2 separate regions of the Homo sapiens genome follow, and region 2 is linked to region 1. A link is an interaction called in ENCODE POLR2A ChIA-PET data of the cell type or tissue named here. Cell type or tissue: HepG2. All regions are shown on one strand. Links, peaks and the distances in the headings refer to the core of each region. The heading gives the core; the rest is flanking DNA.

The links. Peaks named below come from ENCODE experiments on the same cell type or tissue, not always from the same donor. Only the 100,000 strongest peaks of a DNase experiment are listed, where the experiment ranks them.
Region 2: POLR2A ChIA-PET joins it to region 1 with 13 read pairs; 3 of 35 experiments call an interaction of 5 or more read pairs at or near these places.

Annotation. Positions count from the first base shown.
Region 1 is chr6:113,639,755-113,647,654 of GRCh38, reverse strand. All of the region lies in intron 1 of LINC02541 (long intergenic non-protein coding RNA 2541), which reads left to right. Among named protein-coding and RNA genes, the nearest start is that of LINC02541, 6.4 kb to the left of the region's middle. RefSeq lists enhancers at 4,233-4,302, 4,214-4,508, 4,123-4,655 and a silencer at 4,214-4,508. In HepG2, for the core only: no CTCF peak of the experiment used is centred there; DNase peaks (open chromatin) are centred at 1,844, 2,664, 4,424 and 4,774.
Region 2 is chr6:113,302,914-113,310,813 of GRCh38, reverse strand. No RefSeq gene overlaps it. Among named protein-coding and RNA genes, the nearest start is that of LINC02518, 130 kb to the left of the region's middle. In HepG2, for the core only: a CTCF peak has its summit at 4,064 (motif pointing left); a DNase peak (open chromatin) is centred at 4,053.

The DNA of each region.
Region 1 (7,900 bases), core at 1,556-6,555:
AATTCACAGCCAACTAACTGGACACCTTAATTATATTTTCAAAACCCTTTTTTGCCATATAATAGAATGTAATTATGGGAGTGACATCCCATTGTATTCACATGTCCTGCTCACATTCAAGGAGAGAGTACTGTAGAGGGTGTGTACGTCAGGAAGCAGGAATCTTGGGGAGCATCTCAGAATTCTGCCTACCACAATGTGCTGCTTGGGGCAGAAGTAAGCAAGGTTAGGTAGCATACACACACGGGGGAAATTGTAGCTTTCAGCAAGCACAGTGGCATGGGTAGTACTTCCAGGGGTGCTTTAGTGGAGTTTTCACTTCTGTTTTCTAGTGCCATGTGAGCCAAAAAGTCAGCAGCAACAGCAGAGGTGTTTTTGGTAGGAAAACTGATGTGGTTGGGCATTTTTCCTGGGTTTTCCTTGGTAGCATTCAAGACTAGTTTTTTGGTCTTCAATTACATGGTATAAGCTACTGGTTATAAGTACTCTTCTGCTTAAACTATCTATAGTGAATACGTTTATATGCAATATAAATCCTTTATTGCTACAATAAGATCATCAACTGGACCTCTTTTTATATCTCCATTAAAGTGTGTAATTCTGCATTGTTTTTGTAAATTCATAGAACTTTAGAGCAGGAAGAAAACTTCTGCTTCTAGAAAGAGGTCTTTTGAACTATATTCTATGGAAACTTATAGCTCAAGTTATAATAATAGGCTTTTATTGGGGTGGGGGAGTATTCAATAGTCATGCTAACTTGGGATACATTATACACACTTAGAACTTACAATAATACCCATTAGCATATTAAAGACTCAGAGATCCTACAGAGAAAAAAATAACAAAAAACTAAACTCAACTATCTAGGCTGGGTGCAGTGGCTCACGCCTGTAATTCCAGCACTTTGGGAGGCCAAGGTGGGTGCGTCGCTTGAGGTCATGAGTTCGAGACCAGCCTGGCCAACATGGTGAAACCCCCTGTCTCTACCAAAAATACAAATTTAGCTGAGCATGGTAGCGCATACCTGTAATCCCAGCTACTCAGGAGGCTGAGGCAGGAGAATTGCTTGAACCTTGGAGGCAGAGGTTGCAGTGAGCTGAGATCATGCCATTGCACTCCAGTCTGGGCGACAGAGCAAGACTCTATCTCAAAAAAAAAAAAAAAAAAAAAAAATATATATATATATATATATGTAGGGTGAAGGCTTTAAACCATGCTAACTAGACTTCCTGACTCCTAGGAACATAAAGCTTATTTGTTACTCCCTACATTTGCCTGAGAAGTAAGCTTCAGTGAATACAAACACAGCCTCAGGAGGAAGCACAATATATTAATATAACTAGTTCTGGCAAATCTATCCATGATGTATCCATGAGACCTGTCTTATCTCTTTGAGGAGCTTGCGACCCCATGTATGTTCACCCACACACCACTCAGCAGAAGATAACTGCCCAGAGAGTAGGCCAAGGGGGATGTTCTCATGACTCAGTTACTCACATGAGCGCCCTTCCTAGGTACCAAGGCCAAGGGCCCCCTGACCGCAGGAAAATGAGACTTGTGAAATTAGGCTCCAGGACATTTTGCTTACTGTAGTGCAATTATCTTCCATGTAGACATTCTAGGCTTAGGATTTGATAGAAAATAAATTGCTCTAAAATAAGTCCAAAATTAAAAAGAAAAAAATGTATTAAGGTCACCGCAGAAGGCAATACAAATGGAGTACATAATAGAAACCTGATTCCTGAATCAGAATGCTTGTGAGCACATGTCCCCTGCATTCCATGATGTAAATCACATCACACACATCAGACCAAGAAAGATGAGCTTCCAGGAGGTGCATATTTTCAGCATGAAAACAAGGAGTCATTCGTGTGATAAGCACAGTTTATGGTCAGCTGGCTGGCCTGACACACCTCGGCTTTTACTGTTCCCCAAGGCCACATGGTTGCATCTTGCAGAGGCCAGGGGTGAATGTGAACGTGCCCAAGCAGCTTTAGACCTTGAGGCCCCCCTTTGCTGTTCTTGGAAGGAACTTCAACTGAATAAAGAATCTGGGCTCCACCACATTTTTATTACTGGGAAGAAAATTTCCCCTTCAGGGCAGAGAGGTACAATCACAAGTTAGACTTCTGCTGGTCTCCTCCCTGCTCCGCAGTTTTCTCGTCCTTTCTTTGGGAGACACATTTCTAAAAGGACTGGTACACTGGTCAGAAACGGAAACCAAAACCCCACAAACAGTCCTCATGGCAATGTTTTGTAGCCACTGAGACCCGTAAAAGAAATGAAATCTTGGTCAGGCGTGGTGGCCCACGCCTGTAAACCCAATACTTTGAGAGGCCGAGGTGGGCAGATCACCTGAGGTCAGGAGTTCGAGATCAGCCTGACCAACATGGTGAAACCTCTTTTCTACTAAAAATACAAAAATTAGCCTGACGTGGTGGCCGGCGCCTGATATCCTCAGGAGGCTGAGGAAGGGAGAATTGCTTGAACCAGGGAGGATTGCGCCACAGCATTCCAGCCTGGGCAACAGAGCAAGACTCCATCTCAAAAAAAAAAAAAAAAAAAAAAGAAATGAAATCGTAAACAAATCAGCCACTACATTAGTCATAAAGGGACTTAAACCACAACACACACCTACTACAATTCTATGGGAAAAGTTTCCACATATGTGCAATTCTCTGAGGTTTGTGGTATTTCCCATGGCTCCAACTGAGGAATGACTACAGTCATGCACTATGAAAGTCTCTCAGGCTTTGTGGAGTTGCATTTATTGCTTTTAAATAGTTAGGAAAAGATAATTTAGGAGTTTTGGTAATGGCATAAAGCAGTTTTGTTTTATTCTTACATGCCTCAGTCTGTTGAATAGACCATTCTCTGGCTTTTTTGTTTCAGCTGTTGAGCCTTGACTCAGAGGCTTGCAAAGCTATCAGGCCAGTTGAAGTTGGTTGTAGGGATACTCTTGAGGACTATAAAAAAAAAATCCTGCTTTTTTGAAAACTTGGTAATGTAAGCCTCCAAGAAATGGGACATATTTCAGCTTTTAACTATCCTGTGATATGTTTAGAGAGGAATAAAATAATTGGCAAAATACTTTCCAAGCCCTAAATATTGGCTTGTTATTTATCAAAAAGTAAAATCAGATTATAAATGATATTTTTCTTTATTATTAATCCTCAAAACTTGGCTGAAACTATATTTAGTCTATAATTGAGGAAATGCTATGAATATTTAAAGCACAAAGTTTTAAAACATAGTCAATTTTGCTTTGTTAGATTGTATACAACCAGTAGACACACACTAGATTTGTAGACACATATTTTTCTGTTTAGGTGATATGTCTGATATGTACATCAGGAAAGCCCAGAAAACTCTGAAAGTGTAAGTTGCCCAGTGCCTGTATAATGCTTCTTTTTTCAGTATTACACAAAAATTCACCAGCAAGTGTCTGGTACCTACTCCGCATTCTAGCATGACATGAAGTTCCACTAGTTACAATATTCTTTTTTTTTTTTGAGACGGAGTCTCGCGCTGTTGCCTAGGCTGGAGTGCAGTGGCATGATCTTGGCTCACTGCAAGCTCTGCCTCCCGGGTTCACGCCATTCTCCTGCCTCAGCCTCTCGAGTAGCTGGGACTACTGGTGACTGCCACCATGCCCAGCTAATTTTTTGTATTTTTAGTAGAGACGGGGTTTCACCATGTTAGCCAGGATGGTCTCCATCTCTTGACGTCGTGATCTGCCTGCCTTGGCCTCTGAAAGTGCTGAGATTACAGGCGTGAGCCACTGCGCCGGGCCTTACAATATTCTTTATTGGAAGAAATGTGGGTTTATTTTTCACTGGGAATTATTTGTGCTAAACTTATATTTAAAACGAATTTTATTTTTCAAGAGTAATGTTTCCAGACTTGGGGTAGTATAGGATGAGTACATTTCCACTCCTTCTCTTTCTTTCATCTAATGGCCTAAATTAATTTCAATCTACCAAAACCAAAATGAAGTTACTCCCTTTAAAATCCTGATTCATAATGATCCAAAGAATGAAAGAAAGATGTGGTGGGGGTTCCCAGAAGAATGTCCGGGTATTTTCCGAGTTATTACTGCATACTAGGGTTTTCAGTTCAAATTCTGGGAAGGAAACAAGAGGTGTTGATGGTGTGGATAAGGGTCCTCAATTATTTTTCTTCTTTTGTCAGTCTGTAACTTTAAATGTCTTCCTGGAGCAAAGCAGGAATGGCTGCTTTGGATTTCAAATGAGCACTCAAACAATTTTATCTGGCCCAGAAATGGACATGTTTTTGATAAGTGAATGAGGAGAGCTGATATCTCCATTTCAAAGGAGCTGGCAGAAGGCCAAGAGTCAGCTCTTAGGAACCTGGAGGGAAACACTCATAAAGCTTGCTGATAGCCCTCCATGGTTGCCTTGAGCCTGGACTTTGAACTCTTCACTGCTGTTCTAACAGGTAAAGCCCCAGATGCAAATATTTGGTTTGACTCTTTGTTACTGTAAACACTGCAGCCCTCAGGATGATGTGATCTGTAGAATTTGCAGCTGTTTGCACAGATGTTATCAAAACAATTTCAAATTCTACTTCCTTGTTATTTTTCAAGAATTACTAGCTTAGCTGGTATTTTGGGGAAGAGTTTTGGTAAGGATAGGTGAGCAAGGAGGTTAGGGAAGGAAAAATGACAACAATACATGGGGAGCCCAGGACTCTGTATACACATTCAGAAACAAGGTCAAAGAGAGCGTGGAGCAATCATCCAATGAATCCAAATTCCACATCAGCCCAGGAAAGGTAAATATCAATGAGCTCAAGGGGGAAACATCAAAGCTCACCTCCATCCAACACAGGTTGTTCCTCTTCTTTGCTTTTTGTCCATGGCCATGCGTTATGTTTCTTGACCACCTTCCTTGTTGCATTTTATTGTATCCTATCTTGTATTTGCTGGTTTCCTTTTTTAAGTAGACCTTTTTCCCCCTTATCAATGTAAATCTATCCTCCCCCTATGGATTTTCAGCATCTTCTGGGTGGTGCCATTTGGCATGAGAGCAGAGTTCAGCAAGTAGAAAGCATGAACTGTGGAATCAGCCCAGCTGCTTTCAAATTCTGGGTCTTTCACTTAGTAGCTACGACAATGTTGGAAAGTTAATTAACTTCTCCGAGTCTCTGTTTATCTCTCAGAGATAGTCATACCTACTTTACAGTTTTGTTTTAGACATTAAATGAGATAGTGCCTATAAGGCTCACAGCTCAGATCCAGTTCCTTAAATACATTTCTTTCCTTTCTTTTATTTCTTTTATTCCCTTACTCCAGAACTCTCTGCTCCCACTTAGTATATATACTTAGTTAAATATAAATCTATATGCTTTTAACGAGTAGATTGGAAGGTTTAGAAATGATGTAGTATCAGCTTGCATCATTTTGGAGAGACTCAGTGCTTAAAAAGCCCCAGCCATCTTCCCTGGATCAGGAAGTTGTGATTTCTTGCTGAATGTTTCTCAATATATTTCCTTTAGCTCCCCCGCTTTTTTTTTTTTTTTTTTTTTTTTTGAGACAGATCTCGCCCTGTGGCCCATGCTGGAGTGCAATGGCATGATCTTGGCTCACTGCAACCTCCGCCTCCTGGGTTCAAGCGATTCTCCTGCCTCAGCCTCCTGAGTAGCTGGGATTACAGGTGCCCACCACCACATCCAGCTAATTTTTTGTATCTTTAGTAGAGACAGGTTTCACTATGTTGGCCAGGCTGGTCTTGAACTCCTGACCACGTGATCCACCCGCCTCAGCCTCCCAAAGTGCTGAGATTACAGGCATGAGCCACTGCACCTGGCCTTAGCTCCCCTCTTTATGGATATGTTTACATCTAGATATAGGTTTGTTGAGAGACATAGTAAAGTGAAGAGTGGAGAAAGAAGACAAAGAGGAAGATGCTAGGCAAAATATCAATGAAAATAGAAAGCAAAGCCCTAAAAAACACACCAAATGGAATACACTTAAAATAACAAAATTTCATTTAACAATGTGATTCTCATAGCATAGAACCCAGGTGGAAGACTTGGGCAGACATGATCAAGTCTAGTGCGTGCTTGGGTGCTGAAGAATATCTGCAAATGTAGATTCCCAGTGATCAGAAAGCTGAGGGATAGGCCAGAAAGTTTAATAAATATTTTTAATTAATCCTGTGAACTAAAAATATGTACCTGCATGGCTGAGTCAGGAGTGTAAAGGACTTGTTGAAGCAGATTTTAATAAGCAGCATGGAGAAGCAGTGTTTTTTGAGTTAATGACTGAAATCTTCAGATAAGGTCTTATTTAGAAGATTTGTATATGATAGGTGTTTATATTCTATATATTTCAATAATGCTATGTATGTATATAGGTACTGTAATCCTTTTTATCAGCTCTATATGTTATTCAGTTTTTATTTTTTTCAAAGTTTTTTTTTCCCAATTAAAACAACATAAATAGCCTTTTTTTTTTTTTTTTTTTTTGAGATGGAGGCTCGCTCTTGTCACCCAGGATGGAGCGCAATGGCGTGATCTCGGCTCACTGCAACCTCCGCCTCCCGGGTTCAAGCGATTTTCCTGCTCCATTCTCCTGAGTAGCTGGAATTACAGGCGCCCACCATCATGCCCCGCTAATTTTTTGTATTTTTAGTAGAGATGGGGTTTCACCATGTTAGTCAGGCTGGTCAAAAACTCTTGACCTCAGGTGATCCACCTGCCTTGGCCTCCCAAAGTGCTGGGATTACAGGAGTGAGTCACCTCATCTGGCCCCTTTTTTTTATTTTTAATTTTTTTTAGAGATGGGGTCTCACTTTGTTGCCCAGGCTGGAACGCTGCAGTGGTGTGATCATAGCTCACTGCAACCTCCAATTCCTGGACTCAAGGAATCCTCCCACCTCAGCCTCCTGAGTAGAACTACAGGTGCATGCCACCACACCCAGCTAATTTTTAATTTTTTTGTAGAGATGGGTTCTTGTTATGTTACCCAGACTAGCCTTGAACTCATGACCTTGTGATCCTCCTGCCTTGACCTCCCAAAGCATGAGTGACTGTGCCCAGCCTATAAACATCTTTTTATTTAAAAAAAAACTTTAATAGTTAATTTTCCTAAAAATTTGAGAAAAACATTGGAAATATATCCAACCTGCTCACTGAAAACTCCCAAGGACTGAATGAATAAACTGCCCATTAGACAATTTTCCCTTCTCTTGTTCCCACTGGTCCTTGCTTACTAACCCTGTTAATTTTAAGTGTTGAGAATATAGAGTCAGAGATGGAAGGAAGGTGTATTAAGGTCCTTAAAAAAGAAGAAAAGACATAGGCCCATCAAACATGATAACAGCCAGGTGCCTATTACTATGGACTTTTGTCCCCAGAAATGGTTGCTAAGCTGCATTTCCAAGGAAACCACAAGGTATTTTGGCTCACATTTATCTGGCCAAGGAATAAAGTGCTGGTTGCTCAGGTAGGAGACCAGGCAGACAACTCAGAGACTTCTACTGGGATCTACTTCTCAAGGATACTGTTTGTCAAATAACCAGCATGAATATTTCCCTCAGTGAAACCCTTCCTAACTATTCCACAATTTGGCATTTCCTCTTCTGTGATTATGTGCTTCCCAAGCAATTTGTATATTTGTGCATCGAAACACTTACTATATTGCAGTGATTACCTGTATAATGTCAGCTCCCTACAACACGATACCAGGCTCATATTAGGGAATTGACTAGATGAGTAAATAATCTAAAGAAAATACCTTTTTGAGTAACCAACTTTGATTACCCTAGGATGTAAGAGATCTCCCAGTCAACCTAGGCTATCAATAGCAACTGGATGCTTATTGTTTACTCACTAGGCAAATGTATTGAGTGTTCCCAGTGTTAATTTGCTTTTGCTT
Region 2 (7,900 bases), core at 1,710-6,709, 340 kb after region 1:
ACAGAGAGAAATTGGAGTGTATATAGAGATAAAAGGGTTTAAGTAAGTGAGTAAACAAATTAGTACTAGGTGTTGGATGGTTTTGTGAGAACAAAGTGAGATAATATGCAATGAATTCAGAAGTAAAATTAACTTAGCCCTCCTCACATGAGGCCCCAAATATTTAGAAGAAAAGAAGCCTCAATAAAACATCCGTTCTCTGAGAACTCATCAGATGACTAAGTATTCAAAATAACAGAAGGTAGCAAGTGCAGCGTGCTAATGGAGAACTTGGGAGAAATACCTCATGTCTGGAAAACTCCCTGGAAGGGTTGACACATAATTCTGAAAGATGAATGTGAATTAACCAGGTGAAATGAATGGAAAGTAACATAAAAGAAAGAAAACTGGGATTTTTTAAGTAAGAAAGAATTTTTATAACATAATATGGTTTAATTTATGGATTATAGTCATATAAATTAGTTTAGTAGAGATTTTGTCCTGATCTTAGATATCAACATTAGAATGTATTTGCTGAGCATTTCTTATGCGAAATGATGTTTGAAATTCTAAAATATTTGTGGGAAATTCAGATAATCCTATGTGGCTGTAGTCACTATATCAGCTAGAAATTGCATTTGGCTGCAAGAGGTCTGTAAAACAGTGGGCTAAACAATGTAGAGATTTATTCCTCTTTCACACAGAGGAAATGTAGAAGCACACTGTTCAGGGCTGCTGTGTCATATCACTATAATGGTTAGTTTTATGTGTCCACTTGACTAGGTCATGGATGGCCTTGATATTTGGTCAAACATTATTCTGGGTGTGCTATGAGGGTGTTTGTGATGAGATTAACATTTAAATTGGTAGACTGAGTAAAGCAGATTGTCCTCCCTAAAGTTTCTGGGCCTTAGTCAATCAGTTGAAGGTCTGAATAGAACCAAAAGGCTAAATAAGAGAGAAATTCCTGCTGCCTGATTGCCTCCAAACAGGGACATCAGTCTTCTCCTCTCTTTCCACTTAAACTGAAACATCAGTTCTTCCTGGGACTTGAGCCTACTGGACTTCAGACTGGAACTACACAATTGGCTCTCCTGGACCCCCAGCTTGTTGATTGCCCATCTTGGGACTTGTCAGCCCTCATACCCTCATGAGACAATTGTTTATAGTAAATCTCCTTCTCTCTCTCTCTCTCTCTTTCTCTCTTTATTCTCCCTTCCTTCCCCTCCCCTTTTGTTCCCTCCTCTCCCCTTCTCCTTCGCTCCCCCCTCTCTCCCTCATTCTCTCTCTCTCCCTCTCTTTTGAATGCTGGTTTTTATCATGGAACTCCAGCCCTCAATTTTTTGTTCCAAGCAACAAGCTGAAGAAAGATGGAAGGGCTGACATCTGGCCAAATCAGCTCACTGTACACCTTCTACTACAACTTACTGGCCAGATCTTCGTCATGTGGCCTCTTTATCTGAAAAGAAAGCTGGGAAATGCAGTTTCTCAGTTAGATACACTGCCATTCCCACACCCAACAGAAAACAGAGTTCTGCTCAGGAAGAAGTAAAGATTGAACATGGGATAGACATCTTTCAGTCTTTGTCATAGCAACTAATGCCTTTTGGCACATAGTAAACATTCCATAAATATCAGTTGAATCAAAAATTTTAAATTTTCATAAAATTATGCATTTCTCATAGAATTGTAAAGAAACAAAATATTGAGCTCTGAGTTCTATTACTCTTCTCTGTTCACAAATTCATGTAGAACATAAATTCTAAAGAAATGTTGAATGACTTTTAAGTGCCGAGAATTTTTCAAATTATGTTAATGAATTATTGTAGAATAATCTTAGACAGCAACAGATAAAATTTTATCAGACAGATAATAATCATATAAATACATAAATTATTTAAATGTAAATCAATTTTTCTAAATTGTTCTAGCATATTTGAAGAGTTATCTATTTTTAATAAGTTCAAACATTCCTCTTTGGTCTTATGATATTATTAATCTAAGAAAAATGTTCTTTATTGGAAGTAAAACCTAAATTTCAGCCAGGGCTCTGAGTAATCATAAAATATAAATGGATGAATGCTATCTCATGGAAATTTTGCCTAACTAGATAGACTCATTCTTACCCTAAAATGTAAAATATATATATTTCAGGCATTTAAAATATAACATATGCTTTCAGTATTAATTGGTGATTAATTATGTTGAATATTTTAAGTTTTTTATTTTTTTCAGTTTTTTCTGAGCAAGACAGAATAGCAGAGCTTAATGATATGCATCTTGATATTCTGTGCTCAGAGAAAAAATGAGTCAATCCAGTAATTCATTTGTCATATTGATACATTAGAAGTCAGTTATACTTAAACACACACACAGACACACACACACATACAGCTCTTAGTGACATCAGGTTAAAAGCAAAAATGATCAAGCTATGCTCATTCATGGAAAAGAGATAACTCAATCACTGCAAAAATGACACTTTCTGATTTTGAAAAGTTCGCAGGTGGGTTGTCTCTGCTTCTTCCCTGAGAGAGTTCCCAGTGCGAGTGATGCACATTGCTGGTGCTACAGGTGCCAGTAGAAGGATCTCCAGGGCAGTAGAATCCCATGGCAACACGGCAGATAAAAATGACTCAGCCCTCTGCTGCCAAAGGTCTTTGCCAGTGTGTGAAGAGCAAGGATCTCAGTTGTAATTCAGTCCTTGGTATTAATAGAGGGGAATTGTGTTGTTCATCAGTAAATGCTGTTCATTCATCCTGCATATTCATTGGTCCGTATTCTTTTTCCCTATTTAACCAACCATTGCCATCCTTTACTATCCATCCCACAGTGAGTCTGAAAATCTGTGGTGTAAGAACTAGTCATTGCAATTAGATTATTGCTATGATCACATAATATGGCATGTCATACTTCAGAAAGAAGTGATAGAGTTACATAAAAAGTTCTTAATTTCTCAGATTTTGGCGGAACAACTTTCTGATTTAAACATCGAACATACCCATTAACTCATATATGGGTGCAGCACACCAACATGGCACATGTATACATATGTAACAAACCTGCAGGTTGTGCACATGTACCCTAAAACTTAAAGTATAATAAATAAATAAATAAATAAATAAACATCAAACATAAAATATAGATATTATCTTTTGAAAACAATAGGAAATGTATTTTTCTACCTTGTAATGCATTTCACATTGGTGATAATATTTGACTCTATGTAAAATGCCAGTGTTTCAGCTTGGATTACTTTGGTTCAAATCTTGGACTTTATTTATAAAACAGCATATGTTAATAGTACTCCCTTTGTCGCTATTGCTCCTTTTGATGCCCTTGTCATCAATTGGCATGACCAATGCTACCTTTAAGTGACAAAATTGAACCAAATGCTCAGTACCTTACCATTCTGTAATTCAGATCAATATGATGACACTATTTTTGATAGTAGCTCTAAACATATTTTGTAACAGAAACCCGATTTGAGATAATAAAACAAATGTAACAAAACTACTATCTAGTATTTTCTTTCACCATTTTGTCCTGAATTTTGAACATGAAATGATAACCAAAATTAAACTTCGTGAGTCAATTTGGCTAAAGTTTAGAGCAAAGTTTCAGGGTTTCCTATTATTTTTTTCATGAGAAAGTGACATATTTTCCACACCACTCTCATATCAATATCTTAGCAAAGGAGGTAAAATTTAGTGTTGCCCTTCACAGAGTCAAGTTCGACAAGGGAGTATATGAATGGAAATGGAAGAGACTCATATAGAGAAGTTGAAACATATTTTTGCCAAATAATATCCCTGACAACTGGGCTTTTAAGCTGTAAGATTTTTCACTGCCTCCTTTGGGATCCTCCATAACCAATATATGACTTGGCCATGTGAGTATTCCAGGCCTGAGGATCGACCCCAAAATATTTACCTTGCAGTTGATCACTCAAAACAGCTATGTTGAAGAATCACTACTTAACCTTACTTAAACAGTGAATCATTTCGGATTCTCGTCATGCAGTTAAGTCAGGTGAAATTAGAACAATAGCTCTGTTCACACTTGGGGTGCCTATTATTTCTTGCACTGCCCTCTGCTGGCAGGCTTCGTTCACCCAGTCTCACAGGTATGGCTGGTTGCTCCTTTGTCAAGGTCAGTTGAGCCAGCCTCTACTCAAAGCTGTTAAAAAGTCTCCTCTGAATTAGTGTCCTCATTCAATAGCTCATTCTCTTGAGTAGTGGTTCTCAAAGTGTGGTCCCCAGATTAGCAGCATCAGCACCACCTGCAACTTGTTAGAAATGCACATTTTGGGGCCCACCACAGACCCTCTGCATCATGAATTTTGGAGGTGAGGAGCAGGAATCTCAATCTTGTTGTAATAAGCCCTTCACATGGTTCTGATGCCCACTAACTTTATAGAACTGTTGTTGTCTTGTGGCCAGTGGTTAGAATTCTTCAGAAACATCCCTACCTCTAACAGTGATTTGCTAGAGCCTGACTTCCTTCTCTGTAGGCACAGCTTCTACAAACACCAGGATCATTGTATTTTCTTCAAAAGTGACACCGCAGTTGATCTTTTATTTGCAGTTAGTCCCTTATCACTCAAATTAACTTATATATTCTTCTGTTATTAGGATATAAAACAGAAAATAATCCTTATCAAAAGTATGAAAAGTAGAATAGGCTCTTTATGAAAACTGAAACAATACAGTAGTGTATGAAGCAGAAAGTATTTTCATCTTTCTCAGCCTTTCTCATGTAAATATAACTGTACATACAGCCTACCATGTCAATGCACATAGTCATCTCTCCTCTTGTTAAGATTTGCACAACCCATTCTGTTTATAGCAAAATCAATCCCACTACCTGCTCTTGATAAATATATATATTGTTTCCAAGTTTTAGCAGTCGCAAGCAGTGTTGCATTGAGCATTTGTGTTACACATCTCTGCTTACGCATGGATTTCTATAGTATAAAACCCTAGATAGTAAATTAGTGAGTCAAATAAAATACATACATGCATTAGCATATTTTCTTATTTTCTCTATTCTTGATGCTCTGGCATCTGGAGTGTTTCTGTCCCTGGACAGATTGCCCCTTCCAAGGTTAGATTATTCCTAGACATAGCAAAAAAGCAACCATTGGTTGGTTTGTATAGCAAAAGCACACTTTTATTTTTTTGGCCTAAAAGTGTGCTTTTGATATACGAATCAACCAATCCCAAGTCCATACTCTCAACCACCTATTCTGTCTGGTTCTTATACTCCAGGAGGCAATATTCATCTGTCCAAATTATCCCAGGGCTGGGTATCAGGCAACTAGAGATAACCCCTGTATCTCAGAGCCCACTGAAATTATTCAAACTACCCAGTCCTAAGACTGCACAGCTTGCTTCCCTTGCCTTGTCCATTCCTTCCTGTGAAGACTATAACAAAGGCTGTGTCCCGTGCTTTCCTCTTGCTTCTTCTCCCACCTGCCTGACCTGGGTGCTGCCCAGGTGGCCCTGTGTGGTTTAGCATGTCCCTTCTCTTGGGAACTGTGAGCAACAAACTGTCTTTTTGATAACCCTGTTTCTTGATCTGTTAGCCTCACCATCCTCGAATAAAAATAAAATCTTGGGCACATTTAAAAACAATATATGAAACACTATAGGGTTGTATTACAGAAAAGTTAAGGCCACAAACTTTGGTGCCAGAGTATATGGGTTCAAATTCCACTGTCTCTGCTTCCTAGTTGTATAATTTTTTTCTTTTTTAACTAGGTAAGCTATTGGACCTCTCCATGACTCAGTTTTCTCCTCTGCAAAGTAGGGAAGAATAATAACAATATCTACCTCACAGAGTCCTTGTAAAAACCAAATGTTAATAAACATAAAGTATTTAAGGCATAAATACTTATGCAATATATAATGCGTAATAAATACTTATCATCATTCTTATTGATTAAAAATGCCCACTTGACCTCAAAAAAGTTGAATCAATTTATTATTTATAAAGAACATTCATGAGAAGCTATTTACCTATACCCTTGAGAACACTTTATAGTTGGATAATATCAATATTTTAAATTATTTTCTGTCTAATAGATGAAAATATTGATCCTATTAGCATTGTTTTACTATTGGAGTAATAAAAATTTTTAGTTAACATTTGATTCTTTAATCTTCTATTGTGAATTATGTATTTATTCTCTTCACATGGTTTGGTTATCATTTGACTAGAGACTCTTACTTCAATATTTAAAATGGAAAACATTTTTGTGACTGTGGATTAACATTTTTATGTCATCTTTAGTCAAATAAACATTTACAGTTTTGTATGGCTAGCTGGTTGTTGTTTTTCCTTTATGGTTTCTGTCCTTTATTTATTTAAAAATTCTCATATTTTTAGTATTCTTATAGTAACATTCCTTTGCTTATAATTCAATCCCTCTGAGTTTTGAGCATCTTAAGACAGGAACTTATTCATATTTGGGCAAACCAATGTCAGTACAGTCAGACAAATTCCCTGAAATATTCCTAGTTTAATTGTCCCCAGCATTACCGCACCCCCTTATTGGCACTCTCCCATATACAAAATATGGAACAGAAACCCTTACCACAGGAATTTTTCAATAGAAAGTTCATATTTATGGGATATGCCCATCTTGAGCATGAACACAGTAAATTCATTTGAAATTTGAATGATCTTTGGTGACAAAGGAAGGCCAAATTGGTTTTCGTTCTGGCCCTCATTTGGCTAATTAAATAGATAGTGTCCTCTCTGGATCTTTTCCAAAAGTCCCAGTCATGATAACCATTTCCAAAGACCACAGGTAACCAGCTTACCAATGGGGCCTTCCAGGTTGGTCTTGTTTTTTCTCTCCTTTTTAAAATTAATACTAAAACTGTTGCTTCACTGCAAAATCATTTCTAGACTCACTGGGGATTCTTTCTAATCACTATTGAAGTCTCCTTTTCTATTGCATATTTGTATTAATTTATTAACTTAGAAATTATATTACTAATTAATTATAAAGGGCCTATCTTAGTAGGCACTAGAGATACATCAGTAACAAAACTCCCAATGGCAGAGATTTTTGACCTTATGAAGCATTTCTCTCAAGACTTTTTATGGTGTTTGGAATGCTGTGTGTGTGTGTGTGTGTGTGGTGTATGTAAAATAACGCAATGTGCATATAGATAATTGATTGGAAATGTTCACTGATTTGGATGCAGATAATTACTTCTCTTAACATACTATTACTATTGTTTATGTTTTAAAAAATATGCTTTATTTTTTAGAACAGTTTTAAATTTGCAGATAAATTGCACAGATAGGACAGAAGGGTTCTCATATATCTCTTTTCCATCTCTACTCACCCACACACAATTTCCCCTACTATTAACATCTTGCATTGCACTTGTTATAATTAATGAACCAGTATATTATTACCAATTATCACTAACTAAAGTTTATAGTTTACATTAGGATTCACTCTTTGTGATGTACTATTCTATGGGTTTTGATAAATGCATACTTTGATATATCTATGATTACAGCATTATACAGAATTGTTTCACTGCTCTAAAAATCTCCTTTGCTTCATCCCCCTGGCAACCATGGATATTTTTTAATGACTCTATAGTTTTGCTTTTTCCAGTGTACCATAAAATTCGAATTATATCATATATAGGTGTTTCAAACGGACTTCTTTCACTTGTGTTTCAAACAGACTGGTTTTATTTAGCAATATGCATTTAAAGATTTTCCAGGTCTTTTTGTGGCTTGACAGCTCATTTCTTCTTATTTCTAAATAATATCCCTTTTATGGATGTACTACAGTTTGTTTGCCCATTCACCTATTGAAGGACTTCTTAGTTACTTCCGGTTTTTTGCAATTATGAATAAAGATGCTATAACTACCCATATGAAGATTTTT